Linked DNA regions of Homo sapiens: all the other regions are linked to region 4. Evidence: chromatin loops called from intact Hi-C (ENCODE). Cell type or tissue: endothelial cell of umbilical vein. All regions are shown on one strand. Region 1 has its middle 140 kb from the start of ADAMTSL1. Region 2 has its middle 240 kb from the start of ADAMTSL1. Region 3 overlaps ADAMTSL1 (ADAMTS like 1). Region 4 has its middle 80 kb from the start of ADAMTSL1. Region 5 overlaps ADAMTSL1 (ADAMTS like 1).

Region 1 (5,000 bases), 62 kb after region 4:
TTGGTTTATATAGAAGATGATTTGTAAGTATGTCCAGTGTTGAAAAATCAAACAAAATATTGACTGGATAGCACCACTATTAGGACTAAGAGTTTTAAATTTACAATCCAGCCAATAATGTAGAATATAATTTTGGAATTAAAGTGCAAACAGCAGCACTTTAAACAAGACAGGATAGGCATAATTCTCTGGTATAATTTTTCATAATTCACAATGTAATATATAAGAACTAATCTCTTGCATGTGTGCATATGTGCACACGTGTATATGCACAAGCATTTGCTAAGGAGCTGACAGCTTGAAAGCCATCTCTCTGTTTAGGGTTTTCCAACAAAAGCTTACATAGAGCCTAATCAGAGGTTCACAATTCCAATTTGTATTGTGCTTAGAAAATGAATAAAATGGCACTCCTGGGACCAAAGGCAGACCATTTAGGCACACACTTCTCCCTTTCCATATTTTTTTTTCATTAAATGCTTACTAACACTCTGAGAAGTAAGTAATATTAATCACTTTTTACTATGATTTGAAAGCTACACTAACTTGTCCAAACTTCAAGGATAGTAGGAGGCAGATCTGAGTTTGAATCAAAGTTGGTTTCACTTTAATGCCTAGGAAATCTCCACTTAGCACAGTGTCTTCTCTGGGTTGCTTGTGAAGCTAGTTGATTCTTAGAATTGGGGCCTCTAATGGAAGATCTGGACAGACCCTGTATATATCCTGCTGCCATGGTCAGGCCTGACTGCTCTAGTTAGATTCTCAAGGGTGTGAATTAAGAATATTGCCTGTCATATTAAATCAGTAATCCCTCTGAAGAATCTCAACACAATTACTCAAATAAGAACTTTCTTTTTTCTAGGGTAAAATCTGTCTCCTCTGATGAACTCTCATCTTTGTTTTTTTCTTATAATGGAAGCTACATATAATGGAAATTCCTTGGGGAATTCTCTGACCAAATATTGTACTCAGTTACAGCAACTGGTTTAGAGTATTTTGTCCCTGTTTCTCTAACTTTTTACTGTACTATCATTTATTCAACCAACTGAATTTATTTGTAAAGCTATCTGAAGTCATTTTTACAAAATTGGCTTGCTGTATTAGTCCATTCTCATGCCACTATAAGGAAACACCCGAGACTGCATAATTTATAAATAAAAGAGGTTTGACTCACAATTCCACATGGCTGGGGAGTCCTCAGGAAACTTACAATCATAGTGGAATGCACCTCTTCACAGGAGGCAGGAGAGAGAATGAGTGCCAGCAGGGGAAATGCCAGACGCTTATGACACCATCAGATACCTTGAGAACTCACTATCATGAGAACAGCATGGGGGAAACTGCCCCAATGATTCAATTACCTCCCTCTGGGACCCTCCCAAGATACACAGAAATTATGGGGATTGCCATTCAAGATGAGATTTAGGTGGGGACACAGCCAAACCATATCACTTGGTATAAATACATGGCAACATAAAAAAATAAAAATAATAATCACACCTGAAGCCATTTTGAAAACCTTGATCACCAAATCCTTTACTTGCTAGATAATCTGTGAGGTAAATTTCCTGGTATTCTGGCCATTCTGAAGTGGGAAAGAGAAAAGAAAATGGGAGAAAATAATGCCTGCTAGGTGCCAACAATGGTTGGGTGCTTCTTGTACATAATACCATTTTATTCCTCATACGCTTACAGATGATGAAACAGACTCAGATGCTCGTTAAGCTCATGCAGGTCATAAGTGCCAGAGTTGGGATTTTAAATTCAGGTGTGTCTGGATCCCAACCTTATGCTCTTTTCACTCTGCCAGCAGCCTTCTGACACACTCTTACTGAACTCTGGCGGTTCAATGGGCCAGAGGATACAATGCCTGCAGTTTCACCTAGGGAAATAACTATATAGGCTCTAATTTAAAATAACTTAACTTATAACCATAACTGTGTAGTTATCAACAAATTCTATTGATGCTGTACGTCCATATTGTAGCAAATTTTTTGAAAAAAGGAAAAATTAAAATTGCCATGTCTGGTAGCATGCGCCTTTAGTCCCAGCTACTCAGGAGGCTGAGGCAGGAGGATTGCTGGAGCCTGAGAGGTCAAGGCTGCAGGGGGCTATGATTGTAACACTATATTCCAGCCTGAGTGAGAGAGCAGGATTTTGTCTCTAAAAAAAGGAGGAAAACTGGACTGGTGCGTATAAAAAAGATAGCAAGAGAAGGCAAAACTCAAACTATGTGATAAAATGGGGCATGCAGATAATTTTTCACTCCTTATTTTGAGGGAAATTCTGAATCCTCATTTTTACTTATAATTAACATACCCATCCCTAAATATAAAATTATAAAAACTTTATAGGACTCTCAGTTTTTCTCAAATAGTACATAAAGTGTATGTTTACATCTATGTAAGATAACATGGTCTGGACAAGATCCAATGAAGAGTATAAAAGTACAGTGAGGAGTGTGCCTTTTGTAGTTATATAATATATTGACTTTGGGCTTGTGCTAGAAGAATTGTTCCTTGCCTCCAGCTCCTGAATTTACTACAGCTGCCAAACACTTCCAAAACCTCTCAGTCTCAATCCCAGGGCTGGAGAAATTCCACATCCCTGAGAGATCAAGTTTCACATCAATATTTTGGTGGGCTACTTGCCAATGCCTTATCAAGGAAAAATATAATTACAGGCGAGACTGCAGCAAGCTGATTCTATAATATTCTCCCCTCCTGTCTCAGTGGCTAAAATATAATATAATAAAAGTGATATAAGATACTGCATCTGCCCTTTTGGTAATTCTATTTTCATTTTAGTTCCATTGCTGGATTAAGGAAGACTCCAAGCAATGCCAGAGCTACTGATGCATAGCTACTAAAACTCTAGCATCTGATTTAGGAAAGCTACAGCTTCAAATAGAATTCAAGATAGAAAGGAAAGGTGGCAATAGGATAGAAAAGTTGGGGTCTTGTGGCAAATTGTTTTTGTTTTTGTTTTTCCTAGAATTGCTCTAATGGATAGTTCAACCTCTACACCAGAGATAAAATTAGTACAGGGACTTCAATAATTCATTCATTTTGTTTATGAGTCCCTGGGGGCTTATTTGCTATCACCATGTGCACTGTATTATAACAGCAAGGCATAGTTCAGGACTAATTACTATTGTTCATTCAGACTGAATTATACTAAGGTTTTACCCTGCAGTATATCCAGGAGGGAGGCACAATTTGATGTGTGGTATCTTAAAAACCATAGGCCAACACAGTGGGGATAGATGATACTCACACAGCTATTATTTTAAAATACAGTTTTAAACAAAGACTTTTTATGGCTCTTCACTGGTTATAGACTCAAGTCTGAATGCCTCAGCATAGCATCAAAGACCTTTCTGTCAGTTTGGCTTACCTCAACACACTTCCTTAGCATCCTGTCTCACTCTTCTCCATGAACATATTGTTCTATTGAGCCACATTCCTTCTTGCAGTCCTCAAACAGCTCCTTTGTCTTACACCTTTGTTGCCTTCTCACACTGTTTACTTTATCCTGGATCCACTTTTTCTCCTTCCTCTGTTTGTGAGCACCCTCCACCAAAACCTACACGTGAAATATGCCCTGACTATGCCATACCCAATTGAGGCTGAATTACTTCATAGTCACATGATTTTATCTTCACTTCTCTTCCTCCAGCTACGTAAGCTTCTTTGAGCAAGATCCTGCTTATCCATCTCTGTATGTTGAAAATCTGGGACAGTCCCTGGCATGTAACTGGTGCTCAGTAAATAACAGTTAATCAGCAGTTTTATGCATTTGCTTTTACAAAAGCCATGTGTTTTGTAAAATATAATCCCCAACTATTGGTTTGCTTAGTGCCATATCTTAAAGGTTGTATTTCTTTATAACTCATATTTGTCTATAGGGAGTCACTAGGTGTTATATTCAGCAGAAAGAGCTCAGATCCCAGTTTTGCCACTTTCTACTCTGTGAATTTGGGATAATATCCCACATGTCTATAAAATGGAAATAAGATTTGCTTGGGAGGAACACTTGAGATAAAACACCTGGCACACACTTGGCATACAACAAATGAACCAACAGAATTCATCTCGGAATGATAACATCAGCCTCGGGCATCCACATGGAAAGCAAGACCCTGAGGGAATAGGATGAGAGATTTTAGTTTTTTTTTTTTGATGAAACAAAGAAGGTTATGATGGAGCACAGAATACAGATTGGGAAGGCAGTCCTCAACTGTGTCACTGTAGGGGGTGGCTACAATGCCAATGGATGCAAGAGTGGCAGGATCAGGGAGAAGGAAAAAGGGTAGAAGGAAGATAATCTGGAAAACTGAGTCCTAATATGTGATTTCTGAACAACTGATGACACTGAGAATAATAGGCAGCGTTTATTGAAGACTTAACTGTGTCAAGTGGTTCACAAACTCTCTCTTGTCCTCCAAACTACCTTGCAAGATAGCTCCAGGTATCAACATTATCTATGTCAGCTAACTGATTAAATAAGGACATTTTATTTCTGGGTTATGTTTTACATTTAAAATCGGGAACTTTATTGACATTAAGTCTCATTTCATCATGTGAAAAAGGCCAGACCTGTTTTAACCCCCTTATGCAGATGAGAAAACAAGACTCAGAAATTAAATGCCTAAGAATTACATATGACATATACAGATAATCACTAAGACACATGTTTATATACTGACACCACTAAACTGTAAACTCCAAGAAATCATGGCCTGAGACTGTTCTGCTAGCCACTGCATATGCACTGCCTGGTGCCAGCCGTGGCAAATACAAAGCAAAGAACAAAGAATAGCAAGGTTGCTGAATGAATGAATGAATGAATGCATACATAAGTGAGGAAATAAATGCTTTGATGGATGAATACCATATATTCAGAGGAAAGACATGAAAACTTTGGTTTTGGCCGCAGCACTTGGGATACATGGCTTGATTCCTTGCAGGACATGACAAGGTTAGTGTGGCTGATAAAGATAA
Region 2 (5,000 bases), 160 kb after region 4:
AAAGAAGCTGCCTCTATAACAGAAAAATGCAAGGTAAAGCAGCAGATGCTGATACAGGGCTGCAGCAAGTTATCCAGAAGATCTAACTAAGATCACTGATGAAGGAGGCTGCACTAGACAACAGATTTTCAACGTAGATGAAACAGCCGTATAAGATATGTTAGGGAGTACTCCCTCTGGAGTACTTTGATATCTTATATTCAATGGCATCTTATATTCAATGATATCTTATACTGAAAGAAGATGCCATCTAGGCCTTTCAGTAGCAGATAGGAGAAGTCAGTTCTTTGCTTCGAAGGACAGTCTAACTCTCTTGTTATGGGTTAATAGAGTGGTAGCTTTAAGTTGAAGAAAATGCTCATTTCCCATCCTGAAAATTCTAGGGCCCCTAAGAATTATGTTAAAACTACTCTGCCTGTGCTCTATAAATGGAACAACAAAGCCTGGATGACAGCTCATCTATTTATAGCATGGTTTACTAAATATACAAAGCCCACTGTTAATACTTGCTGCTTAGAAAAAAAAAAAAAGATTCATTTTAAAACATTACTGTTCATTAACAATGCACCTAGTCACCCAAGAGTTCTGATAGAGATGTAAGGAGATAAGAGTTGTTTCCATGCCTGCTAATACAACATCCATTCTGTAGCCCACGGATTAAGGATTAGTTTTGACTTTCACATCTTATTATTTAAGAGATGCATTTTGTCAGGCTAAAACTGCCATAGATTATAATTTCTCAATGGATCTGGGTACAGTAAGTGGAAAACCTTCTGGAAAGGAGTCACCTTTCTAGATGCCATTGAGAACATTTATGATTCATGGGAGGCAGTCAAAATATCAACAATAGTAGTTTGGAAGAAGTTGATGCCAACCCTAATGGATGACTTTGAGAACATCAAGACTTCAGTGGAGAAAGTCACTGAAGATGTAAAAATAGTAAGAGAACTAGAATTAGAAATGGAGCCTGAATATGTGGCTAAATTGCTGCTCTCACAATAAAACTTGAATGAACAAAGAGTTGCTTCTTATGGATAAACACTGATAGTGGTTTCTCCTTCTTTCCTTCTTTCTTTCCCTCCTTCCTTCCTTCCTTTCTTCTTTCCTTCTTTCCTTCTTTCTTTGAGACAGAGTCTTACTCTGACACCCAGGCTGGAGTGCGGTGGCATGATCTCAGCTCACTGCAACCCCTGCCTCTTGGGTTCAAGCAATTGTCATGCCTCAGCCTCCCGAGTAGCTAGGATTACAGACATGCACCACCACGCCCAGCTAATTTTTTGTTTTTTTCTATTTTCAGTAGAGACCAGATTTCACTATGTTGGCCAGGCTGGTCTCAAACTCCTGGCCTCAAGTGATCCACTTGCCTCGGCCTCCCAAAATGCTGAGATTATAGGTGTGAGCCATGGTGCCCAGCCAGATAGTGGGTTTCTTGAAACAGAATCTACTCCTGGTGAAGATGCTGTGAAGTCTCTTGAAATGGCAACAAATTACTTAAAATATTTCCATAAATTTAGTTCATAAAGCAGCAGCAGGGTTTGAGAGGACTGACTCCAGTTTTGAAAGAAGTTCTGTTTTGGGTAAAATGCCATCAAACAGCATCACATGCTACAGAGAAATCTTTTGTAAAAGGGAGAGTAAACTGATGTGACAAATTGCATTGTTGTCTTAAGGTATTATTACAGCTACCCTACCCTTCACCACCCTGATCAGTCAGCAGCCATAAACATCAAGGCAAGACCCTCCACTAGCAAAAAGATTAAGACTCACTGAAGCCTCAGATAATCATTAGCATTTTTAGCAATACTTTAAAATTAAGGTATATTCATTTTTATAGACATAATGCTATTATAAACTTAATAGATTACAGTATAGTGTAAACATAACTTTTATATGCACTGGGAAACCACAAAATTGTGTGACTCACTTTATTGTGATATTAACTTTGTTGCAATGGTCTGGAACAGAACCTGCAATATCTCTGAGGTATGCGTATATTGTGCATTTCAAAAGTGCTAGGAGAGTAAATTTCAAATGTTACAATTACAAAAAAGTTAACTATCTGAGGTGGTGGCTATATTAACTAGCTTGATTTAATTATTCCACATTAGATTCATAAATCATAACATCACTTTGTATCCCATAAATGTATACAAACATAAATCGTCAATTCACAACTTAAAGAAAAAAAGTTATGTCATTTGGTTCCTTTCAGTGCTCTCTTTCTATGATATTAGAGAAGAAATGGGAAAGAAAACTCATTTTTTTGGTGCCTATTACATGTCAAACCAGTGCTGACTCATCTCACCTAACATTCCTAATGACGCCATTCTAGCTTCATTTTACAAATGAAGAAACATATTCAGAGAGATTAAGTAACAGCTACAGTACACAGACTGGCACCCAGTTATGACCCCCAACCTCTCACCCTGCAAGCCCAGCTCCTTCCCCTACAACTCTGCTGCCTGCACAAAGGGATGTGATTCGAACTTGGCATTTCCTCCTCCTCCTCCCAAAATACTGAGTTACAGATGAGTCACTTACTCACTGCAAACAATGGATGGAGTCACTGTAAGTGTAATGAAAGAATTTTAATTCTTTTTCTTCTGTATTTCTATGACCCAGTTTCAAAACTATATAGGAGAATCTTAACCATTTCACAGAAATTTCCACATAGTCCTAAAACTCATTCATTAAAGCTCTCTTAAAAAAACACAATGGCAGTTACTCCATGAAAGGCAACAGTCAACATCTCCCAGACCTCTGAATCTAAGTCAGAACTGTGGACAAAAAGTGGCTTTCTTAAGAGAAATATCTAGAACCCAGGTAAAAAGTGGTTCTTCAGGGAAAGTCATTGAAGCCCCTCCCTCCAGCCTCTAGAGGGCAAAGCAGTGTGAGCAATGGCATTCTGCCTCCTCTGCCATATGCCCTAGTGTGCCTGGCTTAGTCCACGAAACGTTCAAAGAACGAACCAAGGAATAATCATGATTTTTAGAGAAACAATTGCATTTAATTTTGTTTTGTCTTAACCACAGGATGCATCAAATACAGAGTTTGTTAAAAAATACTGACAAAGGAAGAAAACAGTGTACAATTAAGTACTGATGAATTATGTAAAATGGGATGGGATAATTTAATGAGGTTACAGAATCTTTTCAAATGCATCAGAGCACAACAAAAAAAGATTCAGTTGACTACTTAAGTTTTTCTAAATAGTAATGTTTCACTTATATAACATAGAAGAAGTAAATCAAGTATTTGTATCTCAGAGGCAGTCAGTATTGGTTTTCTATATAACAGGACGTTGTAGATTTATTAGGTTTGTATAGTAGTGAGCTTTCTCTGAAATCCTCTAAGTGCTTTATCCACAACATTTATACAAAGAAGACAAAAACACTTCTCAAAATGCCAAAAGCAACAAGGTAAACAGGAGAGCACGGAATATGAGAACAGTGAGAAAATAAGAACAAAAAATATAGATGGAAATACATCTATAAGGGCCAACACAGAGTGAATTGATTCATTCTGTACACAGTGCCCCTGTGTATCTGTAAACATCACTGTCATGTTCTTCCTCCTGAGCTGGTAAACAGATGTGCCAACTACAAGACACACAGTGGTCATTCCAGGGACTTAAGCAGCCAGGTGGGCCCATCTCCCACATTGGAGAGCTCATGGTCTGCCATGTGGGACACAGCTTCTGACACATGATCTCTTGGAAATCTGTAGAGTTTAAGATTAAAGAAGAATTAAAGAAGTACATTAGTGATGTTTGTTTATTGTCTGGATCTATTTTCACTTGGAGACACAAAAAATGTTACTAAATATTTATTGGGCAGCTTAAAAATGTATAGGGCAATAGTCAGGCTCTGGAAAAATGTTATCTGTGTAAAGATTCTGCCCCTTACATTGATATAAAATATGAAAATTTTAGCAACATGTGATTCAGTAATTGTAGGTGCACATAAATCTGGAAGTTTCCTGAACCAGATCCTTTGTATTTCTTTAAGATAAGACATTTATTACATTTTGGGAAACTGAATAGCACTGGAATGTAAACAATATCAATTGTTTGCATTGCACTGCATTTGCATTTTCCAAAAGTATATATAATAATGGGATGTGTATTTTTCTTCGCTGAAAATATAGCTAAGATTTAATTCCTGTGCTTCTGAAATAAATTAGCTTAATAGATCTAATCATGATTGTATCAATAGATACTGAATTTAATAGCCTTGCAGCTTATCTCTTTTAACAACCTAAAAATAACAGCTGAATGGAATTTTCCCCCAACTTTGATGAAAAGTACAAACACACATTTTCCATCATCATCACAGGAAAGGGAAGCAGGTTTATGTACTACTGCAGATGAAACAGCTTTTGATATGGACAGTATTAGCCTTTTCATTCAGACATACTCAACTGGGTCCCGGAATCTGAAATATATAGATACAGCTAGAACCAACAGCATGTCAGTGGCACAGTCAAAACTCCACAGACAGGCCATGCGTGGTGGCTCACGCCTGTAATCCCAGCACTTTGGGAGGCTGAGGTGGGTGGTTCACGGGGTCAGGCATTCAAGACCAGCCAGCCTGGCCAACTTAGTGAAACCCCGTCTCTAGTAAAAATACAAAAAATTAGTCGGGCGTGGTGGTGGGTGCCTGTAATCCCAGCTACTCAGGAGGCTGAGGGAGCAGAATTGCTTGAACCTGGGAGGCGGAGGTTGCAGTGAGCTGAGATTGTGCCACTGCACTCCAGCCCGATAGATTTTGGGTGAGGGTACTGATTATTTGGAATTTAAATGGATATGCAACAATCATTATGGGTCTTCAAAAATCATCTTCATTAGAATCCAAGTAGATGAAATTGAAAGACAACTTCTAAGAACAGTAACCTACAAAAGCATCATCTTGCCCATGAATTTACTTTTTCTTAGTGTCTAGCAATGTGGTAATGAACAATCAATGGTAAAAGGAAAAGAACAGAATGCTGAAGGCTAAAGA
Region 3 (5,000 bases), 97 kb before region 4:
ATACAGAGTTTAATGTTCAATGGATGTTTACTGTTCTGCTGAGTTTTTGGTGAGCACTTTTAATTTTAAAATGTTTCAGAGTGTACATACATAATATTGATAGCAAAAACTTCTAAACAGGGACACAGTCTAGGCAACAGGATTTGGCCACTGTGGTGTTTTTGTTATATCCTGACTTTGCTGCTGTGGTATTTTAGGCAACTTAGTTCTCTCTGCCTCAGATTAGTCACTTCCACAAAAAGGAATTTTGGCTAATTTCTGAGACACCTCTAGCTACAAAAATGTCTATGATTCTAAATTAGTCTATTTCATTTAAGCACATTTACAAATCAATTTTCTAATTTGTAAAATGGAACATAAGCATTTGCTCTGTGTAACTCATAGAGTTATTTTTTTAAATATAAGTGCTAATACATGAAAAAACGTTGTGCAGTGCAATTAATAAATGAAATCCAAGTAGAGGCAGTCCTACAGCTTCAGTCCTAAGAATTGTTTTGTTACAAAGCAACTCTTGAAACAGAGAATCTCTGCTGGGACTTTCTTTCTTTGCTAATACAATTTTCTGCATCCAGAACCTATGGCAGATCCTAAAGTGACTTCTGAATAATAAAAGAAATGCTAAATTATACTCTGTACTTTTTATTAATAAGAGTTTACTCTTTAATACTTTGAAAAACAATAAATACTTGTAAGCAAAAGTCTCCCAAATGCTGAGATAAAAGTCAGCTTTATTTGATGTTTTTCAGTTTCTATATTGACTTAATTCCTAGCCAAGTGTTAAGGAATGATGTTTTTTTCTTCCTGTGATGTTTGTATTATAATGTGCTATATCAATAATCTTCATGACATACTTTGTTTTGTATCAAAACAGAAACTCTGTTATTGTGCTTCCCTACTGTGTAACTTAGTTTTTTAAAATGCTTTCCTACATATTAAGTCCTTTATCAATAATAAATGAGAGTCAGTTACTATTGTCTTAGTATAGCTTTTGTTGTAACTACATCAATCAAGCCATGCATTCTCTAGTTAAATAGGTATTTACTTCAAAAACATGATAGCCTACAATTTTTTCTTTAAAATCTTGTCCAGAGTAGATTGTAGTATAAGTGCCTCATTTAAAATAACTGTCTAAAAGAACCTGTCCTTATCGGGCCACTATAATTTGTCATCATTATCTGTAAATAGTACAGCTCTACTTGTATTAAAATGGGAAATAATAATGGTGATTAGAGACAAATATAGCAGTCATCTCTTCCTATCTTCCAGTCAACAGAAATATTTACGTTTTGGGGCTGGCTAAATTCTGCATACTTTTGGCATTTTTAAACTGAAAAATATAATCCAGATATTGTATATATGGGAAGGACTACCATCTTCTAATTTATAAATTAAATGATCATGTTAAGGAGCCATCTGCAAAACCACTTATTAAATGTTTATTATTAACAGTACATGAAACATGACATGATTTTTTGTGATTTTTGTGAGCCATCTCTGGCTCTCAATGCTTGCAGAGTAGAAGCAAATACTTTGAGAGTTTATAAAGCTTAATTGTGCTTTCAACGTGTAAGCATTTTCAGCCTGTTACCTTTTTGTTTCCAGCAAGAAGAGTTCTTTTTCCTTCCACATCGATGTTGTTTAAGAGAAATAATATTTAAATTGCATTAACATGCTTAGCAATGTGAAAAGTTAATAGATTAATGTCTCAGGCAGTGTTAGAATTACCAAAATGCCTCAGGAATATATTAAAATGGATCTTGGCCACAGAAAATATCAAGAATGCTGAGGCACACCACAGGCATCTTTTTTAAAGCCTGTTTTGTAATAAGCAGAGAAAGTGAAGGTGCTAAATCATGGTTTACTACCCCATTTGCCTCACAGCCTCTCTGTCTCTGGTGCTGGGCCTCAGAAATCAATTTCACACACGGCTGCTATCAGCATTCTTTGAGCTATTAAGACGAAAGCACTTTCTCTTCTTTTTATTAAAACCAAGCTCCCTTTTATCACATAGCTCCTGCTTTGTGCTTTCCTGCCTTTACACTCCACTCTGTCAGTGGTGAGGGCTAACCTGTCTCCTGCCTCCCTTCCTTTCAGTTCTAAACTTCTTGAAAGGCTAACCCATGTTCACTGCACCCACTTCCCCAATACTCCCGAATTCTCTAGTGCTTTGTAATCTGGCTTCTGCCCACCGCTTGGCTGACGTGGCTCCTCTGAAATTCATCAGCATCCTGTAATTCACCACATCCTATGACTTTCCCTCACATCTTGCTGCGGAATATGCTCCCCTGGCTTCTTTGGCAGCGAGTTCTCCCCTGTTTTGTCCCCTGCCTTTTCTTACTCATCTGGACTAGCAAATGCTGTCATCCCCAAGACTCTTTCCTCAGGCCCCTGTTCTCTCTGTGCTCCGATTGATCTTATCCACTTTCCTCACTTGAGTTGTCTTCTCCTTGCATGTGATTTACAAATCTACGTCTCTTCCAATCTCCAGGATTCTAGTTTCACTTACCTGAATGCTTTGTTGATACTTTAAACTCAGCACATCCAAAACCAAGCTCGCTATTTGGGGCCCCAATATTTTAGCAGTCTTTCCCCCTAGCATAGTGATGAACATACAGACATTGCTATACAACAATTCCCCTTTCTCCAGCCTCCTCTGTCTTCCTCCTCATCCCCTTCACCTACCCCCTCTCCCTCCCTCCAATCAATTGCCTCTGCCACCTATTCTGCTTCTGCTGTGTAGCTTCCTTCTGTTCCCCCTGTCTGCTAGAGCCCCCATTCAGACTCTTCTTGCAGTGGTCTTCTATGTGATACACAACTGGGACCCCAGCCTGCTTCCAGCTCTGGCCAGGCCAGTTCCTCTGTGGCATGGGTCTCAGTGTGCCAGGACACATGCAGTAAAACAGCTGAACATAAGATAGGAATGATGGTTTGGGACAGGGCCTTGGATCCCAGCTGAGGAATTGGTCCTTGAGTAGACTCCAGACAGCTGGAGACAGTGAAGGCTTTTGAGCACGAGATGACTAAGGTTTTACAGTTTTCAAAGTACTTACACGTACTTATTTGATCCTCATAATACTACTATGAGGCACTGAAGGTTTATGGGCATTTTAGGAAAAAAGGGGAAATGAGGTTTCTGTTAAAGGGTAGGAGACAAAGCCAGGTTACCATCATTTCCTCAACAGATGAGAGGAATTTAGTATCTCTTTATGTCTAATTAAATAAGTGGTATACAGTTGGGTAAGTCGGTCATTTGGATAAGAATTAAATTTAGCTATCTGAGAAGAGCAGTGGGAAATATGACCAAATACTTAATCTCACACAATGGCCATCTAGAAAAAGAAAAATAAAGAAAATAAAAGATGAGATGACTAGTCTGTGTGGAAGACTGAATGTTCTCAGCGTATGTTTTATTTTGTCCCTTCAAATTGGGCTCAGGAAGGTTTTAATTTCTTCTATCTTTTACGAAATGATTTAACATGTTCATGGTTCCTATTTTTTGAATGAAAAGTGTATACATTGAAGTGGCTGGTGCATTATACTTCAGATTACGCGACATCCTGGTAACTGGAGGATTTCTGAATCTCTTTGTGCATGCTATGTAACAGGATCGGATGATCATCTTCACATTAGGCACCAGAATGCTTCCTCTCACATATAGACTTAACAATTTACAAAGTGCATTCACATTGACTACAGGAGTTCCTGGAATCAGTATATTATCCCTGTTTTAGGGACAAGGGGCTCCTAAGTTTTTGATTTTCACAGGGAGGAAGGGAGTTTATAAAGCATCTTCAAATATAAGAGATATATCCACTAACAGTTAAGAGGTTTTTGGAACCCTTTAAATATTCAATTAGATCAGTGATTGTCAACTCTGTCTATACATTCAAATTACCTGGGAAAATTGCCAATGTCTGGGTCTCTCCCCAGACCAACCGTATCAGAATCTCTTGCGGGGATGGAGGCTGCCAGCCACCCAGATACTTTGTTTGGAATTCCTGAGGTGATTTTTATGCAGAAGAGGGTTGAGAACCCTAAATTAGACAAGCATTTATGAGTGAATTCACTGGATGACTTTCTTGAACCAACTTTTATCTTTATTCTGTCTTAGACTTACTGGCTTCAATGTGCTCCAGACCCCACAAATTCAAAAGCAATCTTAGTTTTTCCTCTCAGTCCCTTTCTTTGAGATTGCATGGAAGACTGTAGTTACGAGGCAAAACTGTCAGCTGCTGTGAATCCAGGGAAAGACAAGAGGTTGGTTTCTGGAATGAGGTAGGGAAATTTCAGCCTTGCAGGGAGAGAGTAATAATTGCTGATGTTTATTGGGCACCTGCTACCTGTGTGGGGTACTGTGCTGAGTAGGTTGCATGACTTGTTTTATTAAACTTCACAATGATCCTTTGAGGTACATGCCATTGTTGACCCCTGTTTTACAGGCAAGGAAACTGGGGCACAGAAAATGACAGAAAGGTTACACTGGTGGAACCAGGGTTGAAATCCAGGCAGTCTATCTCTTAACCACTATTTCTGTGGTTATCAAATGTTGGTGTGTATCAGAATTACCAAGAAAGCTAATAAAATACACAGAGGTCTATACTCATTGAAGTAGGAGGGGCCGGAGCCTTCATAATTTTAACAAGTGTCTGGCTGATTTGGCTACTGACCAAACGTGGGAAGCTACTGAATTATGGTACACTTGCTTCCAGATAAGGAAACAGGCGCCCCTAGATTAAGAATAAAGGAGGTCCTGGGCAGAGGGTTTTGATCTTGATAGGTGACAGAACAGATCTAAGGTAAGACAAACATACAGACTCTCTCCAGGCCCTCAGATTGGGGAGATCAGTAAATAAAGGCGGGAATAATCCACATCAGATGATAGGGAATGAGAGGGTTCCATAATCGTATTTCTGCATCTGAATCTTAAGCCTAGCTTTGCTTCTATTCGTTAGATATTGGAAAGACTGATACAGCATTGCATCAAACCTAAGATGCTATAG
Region 4 (5,000 bases):
TTTATATTGAATAAGTCCAGGAGGGGGCACCCTGACATTCCAGCTTTCAGTCAACCTTCTGACTACTTCCATATTGAGCTAAATCTCCACAGCCATGGCCACCAACTGTCTTATCATCAACTGGGACTGTGCAAAGGCAGGAGCACCTAAGAGGCAGGCCAACAGTTTAATGAAAAGGACCAGAGTGCTCTAAGGTTGGATAAAGTATGGGGTCACTGACTGCCTTGTGGGTTACAGTAGATAACCTATGCAAATTCTCTTCAGAGGCAAGAGCTAGCCCCAAGAACTCTCAGCATCAATGGTCTACTTCAAATGTTGATTAGCATCAAAGGTTTCCTTCCACAGAAAGGCCAGACTAAAAGGGAGTAAGTAATTTCAGAAACATCTGGAAAGCAGAAGACAACATATAGGGGTCTTGTACTTCCTCTTTGATGTATATATTACCCATGCAGAAAAATGACATATTTGTAAATTTTAGTTCAGCCTCTAGGATGGTGCTCATCCAGCAGACATCTGTGTCACAGACCAAAGAAACTAAAATGTGTCCAACTTAAACCAGGCTGAATCAAGACTAGTTAAACTACACTTTTCATCACCAGTCAGTTTCAAATACACAGGCTCAGAGGTCTTTGACCACTTGCAGTTGAGAAGGATGATAGACCTGTACAGTTCAGGATATAATTTGGTCTAGGGATGCTTCAGAAGCTCCAGAACAGATTCTATACTGACTCTCCAACCATTCATTCATTGAATTTTGCCAGATAAATACCCTATCAGAAAATGGGTCTGTTTCCATTATGTCATACAAAGTGCAAATCCTCAAGGCTTTCCTTTGGAGAAGAATAGGTAGAGTCTACCAGTCCTGTCTCTAAATGATCCCATTTATCAATGGATGAGATTTCTGAATAAAGCATGTGCATTTATTTTATGCTGAATGCTGCAAACTTTAGATCGACATCTTGCCAGCAAAAACCAATACCCACATTTTTCATTTCTTTATCTCTGGTGGAAAAAAGCAGGATTTAAAGCAACTGCTGGTCAAACACATGATTCTTTTTTAAAAACCAGAGTAAATTCAGACTGGCTTCCTGGAGAACTGTTTTGAAAGGCAGTTTACAGATCTTACTGTTGCTTTTCCATGACATAATGCTGGAGATCCGACATAATACTCAAACACCTGGCAACAGCCTAAGGACAAGGGGGAGCAGGAGTGAAGGGAGAACAAGAGGAAACTCTGACAGATCTGTCCTGAAAAATGCACTATTTACCAAGTTGGGACATCAAATCTCAGACAAAAAGGTAAAGAGAATTGCTTAAACCAAGGTTTCCAAGAATCTTTGACAAATGCTGACTCTCTTAACACTTTATGAAACAACCAAAGTCAACAGACACATCTCCACAGCCTTTCCATTTGCAGACTTTTTTCCCACAGCCCTATTTAGAACTTAACATAATGGGAAGTTTTCTCTTGGCAAAAAAGCTGATTAAGTGTTCCATTTAATAGCATAATGCAAAAAAATGCTTTCCTTTTTTCAGACCTGCTGTTCTCATACTGTCTCATGTTGTCTAAAGTGGAGAGTTGGTAACTATTTTCGGGGTTGGTGTGCCTTTATGATGAATGTCATCTTAAAATACAGAACAAATAATGAAACCCATGTTGAATTTATAATCAACTTTCTTTTATCTACACTCAAGGTTATTATTTTAACCTGTTGTCTTTGCAGTTTGGGAATACAAGAATGAGCTTTTTGTGATAAGTTGAAAGCACAATAATTTATAACAAGCTTCTTTCTCTTATTCTCCTATTCTCTCTCCATTTCTGTCTCTCTCTCTTGCAGAATGGGTCTATTCATTTATATTTCTATCCTTTTTGATTTGGTCTTACATTTACAATGTCAGGAATATCATATCCATTCAACAAATAACATCTGACAAACAAAAATGGATCTCCTGGGGCATAGGACCAAAAAGCAGTGCTGTGGACAGATTCTGTTATTGGAATTAGGCATCTAACCTCCTTTTAAAGCATATGGCCTTTAAAAACTTTTCACTATTTTTAACAATCAACTTGAGGATTTAAAACAATGCAATCCCCCGCTAATTTTTATTGGTCAATGGCCTATTCAATTGTTTCTCAGCTTCTCCTTTAAAAAAAAATCCTTGTTCTAGTTGTACTTTTAAAGTTAAAGCAACAATCTCTTTATGGCTCTGCTTTCGCTGCGTAACCATCATCTTATGCCAAGATACATTTTTCACCCATTCAGTCAGGACAATTGGTAATTAAAGGCTTTATTACTTTCCATGATCATCATCTGCAATGCTTTTAGCTGGAACAAACAAAGTAACCCGAAACCTTATTTAAACTGGCTTACACATTAGGATATTTGTTTACCAACTAGTAGTCAGAGGTACAGTGGGCTGTGGAGTTGGTTTATTTCACAGCCGGATGGTATCATCCAGGACCCAGGCTTTGTTTTCTCTGCCTTCACTTTTGGCTTCCCTCCAAGCCTTGTTTCCTTCAAGGTTGTGGGATGGCTGCCAGGAATACTGGGGCATTTAACAGGAGAGAAAGGCTGCCTTTCTATGTTCTCTCTTAAAAGTAAGGCACTGCCATTTTCAGAAGTCCCTAGCAAGCTTCTCCCAACATCACTTTGACCCAAATTGCCTTAGCCCTTGCCACCTCTAACAAAACACAGCAACAGGGTAGAAGGTTACTAGGGTGAAATGGATGTTGGGAGCCAACCTCAATGACCACCACACTGTCTTCTTTAACATCCTTAGTAAGTTTGAATGATGCAACATATCAGAAGAACTATGACTCAGACATTCTCTAAGGGAGCCAATTATCCTTGTTTTCTCAGAACTGAGGGGTTTCCCAGTATGTGGAACTCTTAGTGCTAAAACTGGGTGAGTCTTGAGACAACTGGGATGGTGAGTCATTACCTTCCCCTTTAATCCCTACCAGGTCCAAGCAACCATGAACTCTCCTGAACATTTGAGGAAGTAATACATTCACAGGCAATTAAGTGGAATGCAACAGCAACAGTACTTCTTAATGCTCAAATTATAATTCTAATTTAAAAAACCCCAGCATACTGTGTATGTGTATAATCTGTGAAAATAATTATATTTTGTATAAAGGATAATAGACTGTGTAAGTTGGAGTAAAATTTAGAGGTTCCTTAATTTCCCACTTCCCACATTCATGCATCCACTAATAACCTGAGTAGTATACTCAAAGCAGAAACCCTTTCTACAAGTGGTCAATAAGCACTCTAAGAGAAAATTATGTGCCCCTTACACACAGCATTATTCCTGGAATATGACAGGTATTCAGTAATTATCATCCTGAATTTAGTAGTCAAATGCAAAGTAAAGCATCTTTTTACCTTAGGTAGCATGTGAAATAGCCATGTGTAGCCTAAGACTGGCAGAAGCAAAGACCTGATTTCTACCACAAAAGTGAGGGAGGCCCCAAAGTAGAGGTAGGTGAAGAAAAGGAAAGAAGGCTGATATTTCTCACTCTGGCTCATAATTAAGAAGATTATTATTTTTTTCTTGTATGAATTTAGAGTATCCTCTGAAGTTTACAAATGTGAAAATAAATTATTTTGCATAATTCTACAAGCTACAGGATTGGTTGATTCCATCATCCTACTATGTTTTTGAGGTTATGTTGTGTAAGGTTACTTTGTTTGAACATGTACACACAGGTAGCCTGGAAAGGATGTCCAGAATGCAGGGGCCAAAGATAGAAGTTTCAAAAATACTAAATAACAGAGATAAAGATAAGGGCTATCAGCAGGGAAAACTGTTGTCAGTAGCAGGTTTGCAGAGCACGCCAGGCCAAGTGGAGATGTAGGATGAAGTAAAGAGATGCTTATTGGAGAGCAGGCACTAAGATGCCACTGCATGCACGATAGTTTGAACTATAGAAAGCTTTTTAAACAACCTACCGCACTGTTCCTTTTTTTATCCCCATGAAGCTAGGCTAGTGAGTGCCTCTTTATTAACCACATGTACTAAAGCAACAGTGACTTTATGTGATTTAAATGTTTTCACACATATGACATTATTTTGTAATCACATCAGTACCATAAAGTAGTAGGACCCTTATTACTAATCATATTTGTAACAAATAAACTGAGATTTATAATTTAGGTGACTTGTGCCAGGTAATCTAGAAAGTAATTGATTCAGGGCCAGTCGCAGTGACTCATGCCTGTAATCCCAGCACTTTGGGAGGCCGAGGCGGGCGGATCACGAGGTCAGGAGATCGAGACCATCCTGGCTAACATGGTGAAACCCCGGTCTCTACTAAAAATACAAAAATTCGCTGGGCATGGTGGCGGGCACCTGTAGTCCCAGCTACTAGGGAGGCTGAGGCAGGAGAATGGCGTGAACCCAGGAGGCAGAGCTTGCAGTGAGCCAAGATCATGCCACTGCACTCCAGGCTGGGCTGCAGAGCGAGGCTCCATCTCAAAAAAAAAAAAAAAAAAGAAAGAAAAGAAAGAAAAAAAGTAGTTGATTCAGGACTTAAACAACAACAACAAAAAATCATCTGAGTCTTCATTGTCTTTTCTGTTGAATCACATTCCCTAATTAAAAACTCTCTTAAAAACTAAAGAAAATTGGTTTTCAGGACAAAATCTACTCCTAAACATTGATTCTGGAAGAAGCATGAAATATTCAGCATGAGAATCATTCTTGTGCCAATGAATATAATGGCCCAATAATCCCATATTTCAGTTACTGATATCTGAGGCAAGAAGATTGCTGGAGCCCAGGAGTTCAAGGCTACAGTGAGCTATTATGGCACCACTGCTCTCCAGCCTGGGTGACAGAGCAAGACCTTGTCTCTAAAAAAAAAATTGTTTTAACTACCAACTAAACTATGTAACATCCTGTCTAGTACAATGACTTTAAATCATTTCCATTATAGAATAAATAAAAGATATAATTTTATGAAATTTAGCAAACTATTATAACACGGATGTAAT
Region 5 (5,000 bases), 270 kb before region 4:
ATGAACTAGCAAATTTGACTGACCTGGCTGGACAAGGATCCAAGTTGCACTCCTGAAGCTTGGGTTTGGGTTTGATGTTCTCTGGGTAATAGTGACAGTATTGGTCAGCAACCACACGGTTGCTCCTCAGATCGTAGCACTCAGCCGATGTCAGCTGATAACCTGTAGTATCAAACCATCCAGGCAAGTTTAAATGTACATGCCAATGCAATATATTTCTTTATGCATTTTGGCCAGCTCACATCAATGGAAATTATTCCCCAATGCCTTAGTCATTTCCAGGAAAAAAGACACATAATTGGAAGGCTCATTAATTTTTGCAGACCTCAAGTACTGTGCTTTTCTCAAGTAATCCACTCAAATCTTAATAATTACATTATATAATTAGGCTTGAACTACTTAAGGGCCCAGCCAGATAATAAGACTCTGGTAAGAACTGTTCTTGTTATTTCTTTTATATGATCTAAAAATATAATGCAGAATTCTGTGTCCAAAAAAGATCATCAGGATTTACCAACCATCTTATACAAGAATGCTAAATTGCCTCCTTAGTACCTGGGGCACTAGGGAGAATAAACTCCCAAATAGATAAACAAAATAAATCCCACATTGCTCCCCTTGCACATGGGGGGCCAGCACAGGATCAGGTTCCACCAGATGCCTGGGAACATTATTTTTGCCCAAATTCAACCTGAGTGGGTTGAGTAAATGTACCATTGAGATTCCAACAGTAGACATCACGAATCCTGTTTCCCTGCAGAATTAGTAAAAACACCTCCCTGTTACTGTTCCATTTTTGTTATATTCAAAATCTTCTGTCATTCTCTTTAAAAAGTCTCTAGCGAATATTTCTTAGCCTCCACCCACAAATTGTCACTGTTTAAAGAAGCCTCTCTTAAAAAAAGTATTGTTGAGTAATAGTTAATTCTTTTCATATGTTTTATCTTTCCTACCTGCCTTTTTATTGTCCTGTGGATTTCTGGTAGGGTGGTGATCAAGACTTAGATTCTCGGGGTGAAAAATAAATGTGCATAGAGAATTTTAAAAAATTAGGCCTTTTATATCATTCTTACCCTAATCAATCTGCCAAATACATTATCCCTAGCAGGTGGGTTGAACACGGTTATTGCTAAATACATATTAGGAAGCAAGATTTAAATCATTAAGGGACTTGCAAAAGATTTTAGGAAATCAGAAGGAGGTTTATGAGCCAGATTTCCTGGCTTAAGGCTGTGTTCTCAGACCACCCACAGAAATTAATTGTTCATTAAAGACCCTAAAAAAAAGGCCTTTTAAAATTTGACTATAAAGATGAAAAGCATGAAAAGTAACGAAAGCAATGGATAAGAACACTTTTTCTATCCAATATTTGTTTTATAAAAAAATCAAGTAGCAAAATGACATTTTAAGTAAGTAAATGCACTTTTACTTTTCAATTACACTGTACTCTAAAAGCATCTAATTTTATAACAGGCTAATTATTTTATAATTTTCCAGATAATAATTTCTACACAGGGACAGAATTTATCATGTAGTAAAATACAGGAACAATGCAGTAAATTATTAATCTGAGATGATTATTCTTCAAAATCAAAATTTGTCAGCCTAAACCTGTTGCTTTGAAGCTATTATAGCGTGTATAAAATGAAGAGTTAGAGCAAAAATGAAGGAAATGACCAAAATCATCAGATAATCATGTTTTCTAAAGTTTTATAAGGTATTTGGAGTAGCAAATTTTACACTAAGCAAAATGTCCAACCAGTTGAATCTGGAACCAGAAACAGAGAAGAGAACTTAGAGATCATTTCTTCAGTAATTTTCAAGCTGGTAACTTCAGTACATTTCAAAATAAAGTGGAAGGACAGCTGGTCTCCACATCCCTCACATCTTCACTCAGAACAGTCTTCCTTTTATCCTGGCTTCATAGTTAAGGTTTCCTTTGAAGCAAGATTTGATACCCAGAAACATCTGAAAACCACTGATAGTTCTACTTCTTCATTTCCATGTGAGGAAAATGAGGCCCAAAGAAGTAAGATACATGTAAATCTAACATCAATGTCCCTATTATGTAATGAACGATTATCAAGGTTGCTGACATCACACTCTAATAGCAGCTCTATGTGTGCATATAACTGAAGTGCTATTTCTCACAAAGCATGGTTTTCATTTTTTTTTTTAAAAAAAACAAACCTTAGATTCTTTCCTTGAAACTATTTCCTATGCCAGTCATTAGTAAAAATATCAAAATAATGTATTCCCATGGAACATCAAAGTAATTGACAGTTCATTTTTAAACAAAGCGATTTTCCTTCTTTCTTTCTTCTTTTTTTGAGACAGGGTCTTGCTCTGTCACCCAGGCTGGAGTACAGTGGCATGATCTTGGCTCACTGCAACCTCTGCCTCCTGGTTTCAAGCAATTCTCATGCCTCAGCCTCCCAAGTAGCTGGGATTACAGGCTCGCGCCACCACACCCAGCTAATTTTTGTATTTTTAGTAGAGACAGGGGATTTCACCATGTTGGCCAGACTGGTCTCGAACTCCTGGCCTCAAGCCATCCTTCTGCCTTGGCTTCCCAAAGTGCTGGGATTACAGGCGTGAGCCACTGCACCTGGCCAGCTAAATGATTTTCTATCCATGACAGATGGAACAACTAGAAACACTCATTCTATTGAAATGCTTAAAGTGTTGAATTGATAGTTTTTTATCAACTGAGTAAAAGTACTTCATGGCACTTCTACTGACTTCTTTTAAGCTAAAATCCAACATTGCTCCATAGAACCACATTTTTCAGTAGTTTGTTTACATTGTGTAGATAGAAACAACATAGGTAAAGATGAATTACATCATACAATGTTTTCCAAAAATTTATGGGTAATCATTTGTCTCCATTTTCAGGTACTATCCTTTTATATCTTGTCAAATTAATATAGTGATACTTCTGTGGATTAGCTATTTAAAGTCAGCCAATTAACTGGCTTCTATGAAACTAGAGCTAGAATTTATTTGATGTGCTAATTTTCAAAAGAATAGACATATAATTTTATATCCATTACGTTAGAAAAACAATAATCCACAAACACTGACTCAGTTGGCAATGAATCTAAAATATTCACACACTGATTGTTATCCTTCTGGAAAGAATTTGGTAATGTGTGCCAATAGCCACAAAAATTCTGAAATTCCTTGATCTAACAATCTCACTCCTGAGTATTTATACCAAGAAAATAATTTGAAAAGAGAAAAATACTTAGGTATTAAGTTATTCATTGTATTATAAAAGCATAAAAGTTAAAGGAACTAAATGATTTGCTGTAGGGAAATGTCTAAATAAATTATTGGGAAATTCAATGCAATTATTATGTAAACACTATAATTATGATGAGCAGAAAATGAGGAAAAATAACCTTTTGTAGTAACACAAAAGCCTTTTCTAGTAACACAAAATGCTGTTCGTGTTACAAATATGATGGAGCAGAGACAGGAGTTTATTTTGTGACTTTTCAGGAGAGATGCATTTTAATGAATAAAACGAATGGCATTTCTTTTAATGCATGGATGATGGGGTGGAGTTGAAAAATAACTGAGCCTAAGTCTAAAATGCAGAGATTTTTTTTCCTGGTAGCAAACTATTTTCTCTAATTAAGTAAGCCTGATAAACACTCTTTAATTGATTGCTAAATAGATGACTTTACTTCAACCACATGAGTAGTTTATATGTAAGTGAATGGACCTGCCTGCTTCAGGACCAAACTGCTGCCAAATTAGAATATTTCTAGCTCTGGCCTTCTACAAAATCAAGGAGAGAAGTAAAGACTGTTTCCTCGGTCGGGCACGGTGGCTCACGCCTGTAATCCCAGCACTTTGGGAGGCCGAGGTGGGCGGATCACGAGGTCAGGAGATCGAGACTATCCTGGCTAACACGGGGAAACCCCGTCCGTACTAAAAATACAAAAAATTAGCCGGGCGTGGTGGCGGGCGCCTGCAGTCCCAGCTACTCAGGAGGCTGAGGCAGGAGAATGGCGTGAACTCGGGAGGCGGAGCTTGCAGCGAGCCGAGATGGCGCCACTGCACTCCAGCCTGGGCGACAGTGCGAGACTCTGTCTCAAAAAAAAAAAAAAAAAAAGACTGTTTCCTCTAATGGGACTTTACAGACAGAAAATGTCTTTGGCATCTTGGCGGAGGTATCTGCCTTACAGGAGGGCCTCGAGATTCCACTCTGTTCAGAAGAAAGGATCTGGTCCAAGACAGCACAAAATTTCTTCCATGCTGAAGTAACTCTACTCTTATAATACCCAAGTATTTCCTCACAGAAGCCAACAGTTTTTAGACTAAGTGAACACCATTACCTCCTCCACAGGTTGCTGAGCAAGGAAAGAAATCCGTCTCCCTCCATCGGTGGATGATGGGTTGATAGAAGATGAACTGGACTGTACTGTCAGCGGAGCCCGAGTTACGAATCTGCAGGAGTCAACAGGAAAGTAGAAGTAATGTGACAGTGCGGTGCTTTCTGGTCCCTTGCAGCTTCGAACAAGAGTATATGGTAGTGCTGATGGTTTTAGGCTGTGTGAGGGACTGCACTGCGGGAGAAGTGGCAATGGCAGTATCATGTATCCTACCATTTTACCAGTGAATGGTCCTTGCATAAGCTTTCACTATCATTATCTTCTGAGTTCTGTTGCCACAGAGCAAGGGAGAACAATATCTCAATTTGTGATTTCACTATCATCTTATTCCAAGCCTGTATTCCCTTTCCGTCCTTTATTTCCAACCTCTTTGGTATAATAGATAAAATTATGTGGATTTTAAAATGTAGATTCAGAAATAGACAATTTGTTCTAAGAAAATTATATACTGCAGAAAATAAAAGATACTGGTTTTGGTTAAGAAAAAAGACGAGTTGAAGAATTAAATAACACTTCCCATTCAGAGACACATATTGGGCTTCTTGTCCATTTAGTGTGCGAAGTTACCAACTAGATGCTTGCTAAAAGGCAAACTTC

The links. Peaks named below come from ENCODE experiments on the same cell type or tissue, not always from the same donor. Only the 100,000 strongest peaks of a DNase experiment are listed, where the experiment ranks them.
Region 1: a loop joins it to region 4, with 5 times the contacts of the local background. A loop is called at or near these places in 6 of 110 quality-filtered maps.
Region 2: it touches region 4 in a loop (5-fold over the local background); 2 of 110 quality-filtered maps call a loop at or near these places.
Region 3: a loop joins it to region 4, with 4 times the contacts of the local background. A loop is called at or near these places in 2 of 110 quality-filtered maps.
Region 5: it touches region 4 in a loop (12-fold over the local background); 2 of 110 quality-filtered maps call a loop at or near these places.

Annotation. Positions count from the first base shown.
Region 1 is chr9:18,329,630-18,334,629 of GRCh38, reverse strand. It overlaps a transcript of ADAMTSL1 not described here. Among named protein-coding and RNA genes, the nearest start is that of ADAMTSL1, 140 kb to the left of the region's middle. RefSeq lists an enhancer at 1,003-1,566. In endothelial cell of umbilical vein, no CTCF peak of the experiment used is centred here; DNase peaks (open chromatin) are centred at 1,169, 2,609 and 3,529; H3K27ac peaks cover 4,068 bases.
Region 2 is chr9:18,235,872-18,240,871 of GRCh38, reverse strand. It overlaps a transcript of ADAMTSL1 not described here. Among named protein-coding and RNA genes, the nearest start is that of ADAMTSL1, 240 kb to the left of the region's middle. In endothelial cell of umbilical vein, no CTCF peak of the experiment used is centred here; a DNase peak (open chromatin) is centred at 2,431; H3K27ac peaks cover 3,137 bases.
Region 3 is chr9:18,488,025-18,493,024 of GRCh38, reverse strand. The region is part of intron 1 of ADAMTSL1 (ADAMTS like 1); the gene reads right to left. Among named protein-coding and RNA genes, the nearest start is that of ADAMTSL1, 16 kb to the right of the region's middle. In endothelial cell of umbilical vein, no CTCF peak of the experiment used is centred here; DNase peaks (open chromatin) are centred at 274 and 2,224; H3K4me3 peaks cover 510 bases; H3K27ac peaks cover 3,660 bases.
Region 4 is chr9:18,391,324-18,396,323 of GRCh38, reverse strand. It overlaps a transcript of ADAMTSL1 not described here. Among named protein-coding and RNA genes, the nearest start is that of ADAMTSL1, 80 kb to the left of the region's middle. In endothelial cell of umbilical vein, a CTCF peak has its summit at 12 (motif pointing right); DNase peaks (open chromatin) are centred at 53, 1,173, 2,433 and 2,853; H3K27ac peaks cover 2,129 bases.
Region 5 is chr9:18,657,097-18,662,096 of GRCh38, reverse strand. It overlaps ADAMTSL1 (ADAMTS like 1), which reads right to left. Exons shown (of 29, transcript NM_001040272.6): 8 at 4,347-4,458; 9 at 24-162. It overlaps LOC102724102 (a long non-coding RNA gene), which reads left to right. Exons shown (of 3, transcript XR_428448.4): 3 at 4,358-5,000. Among named protein-coding and RNA genes, the nearest start is that of MIR3152, 86 kb to the right of the region's middle. In endothelial cell of umbilical vein, no CTCF peak of the experiment used is centred here; a DNase peak (open chromatin) is centred at 3,106; H3K27ac peaks cover 1,160 bases.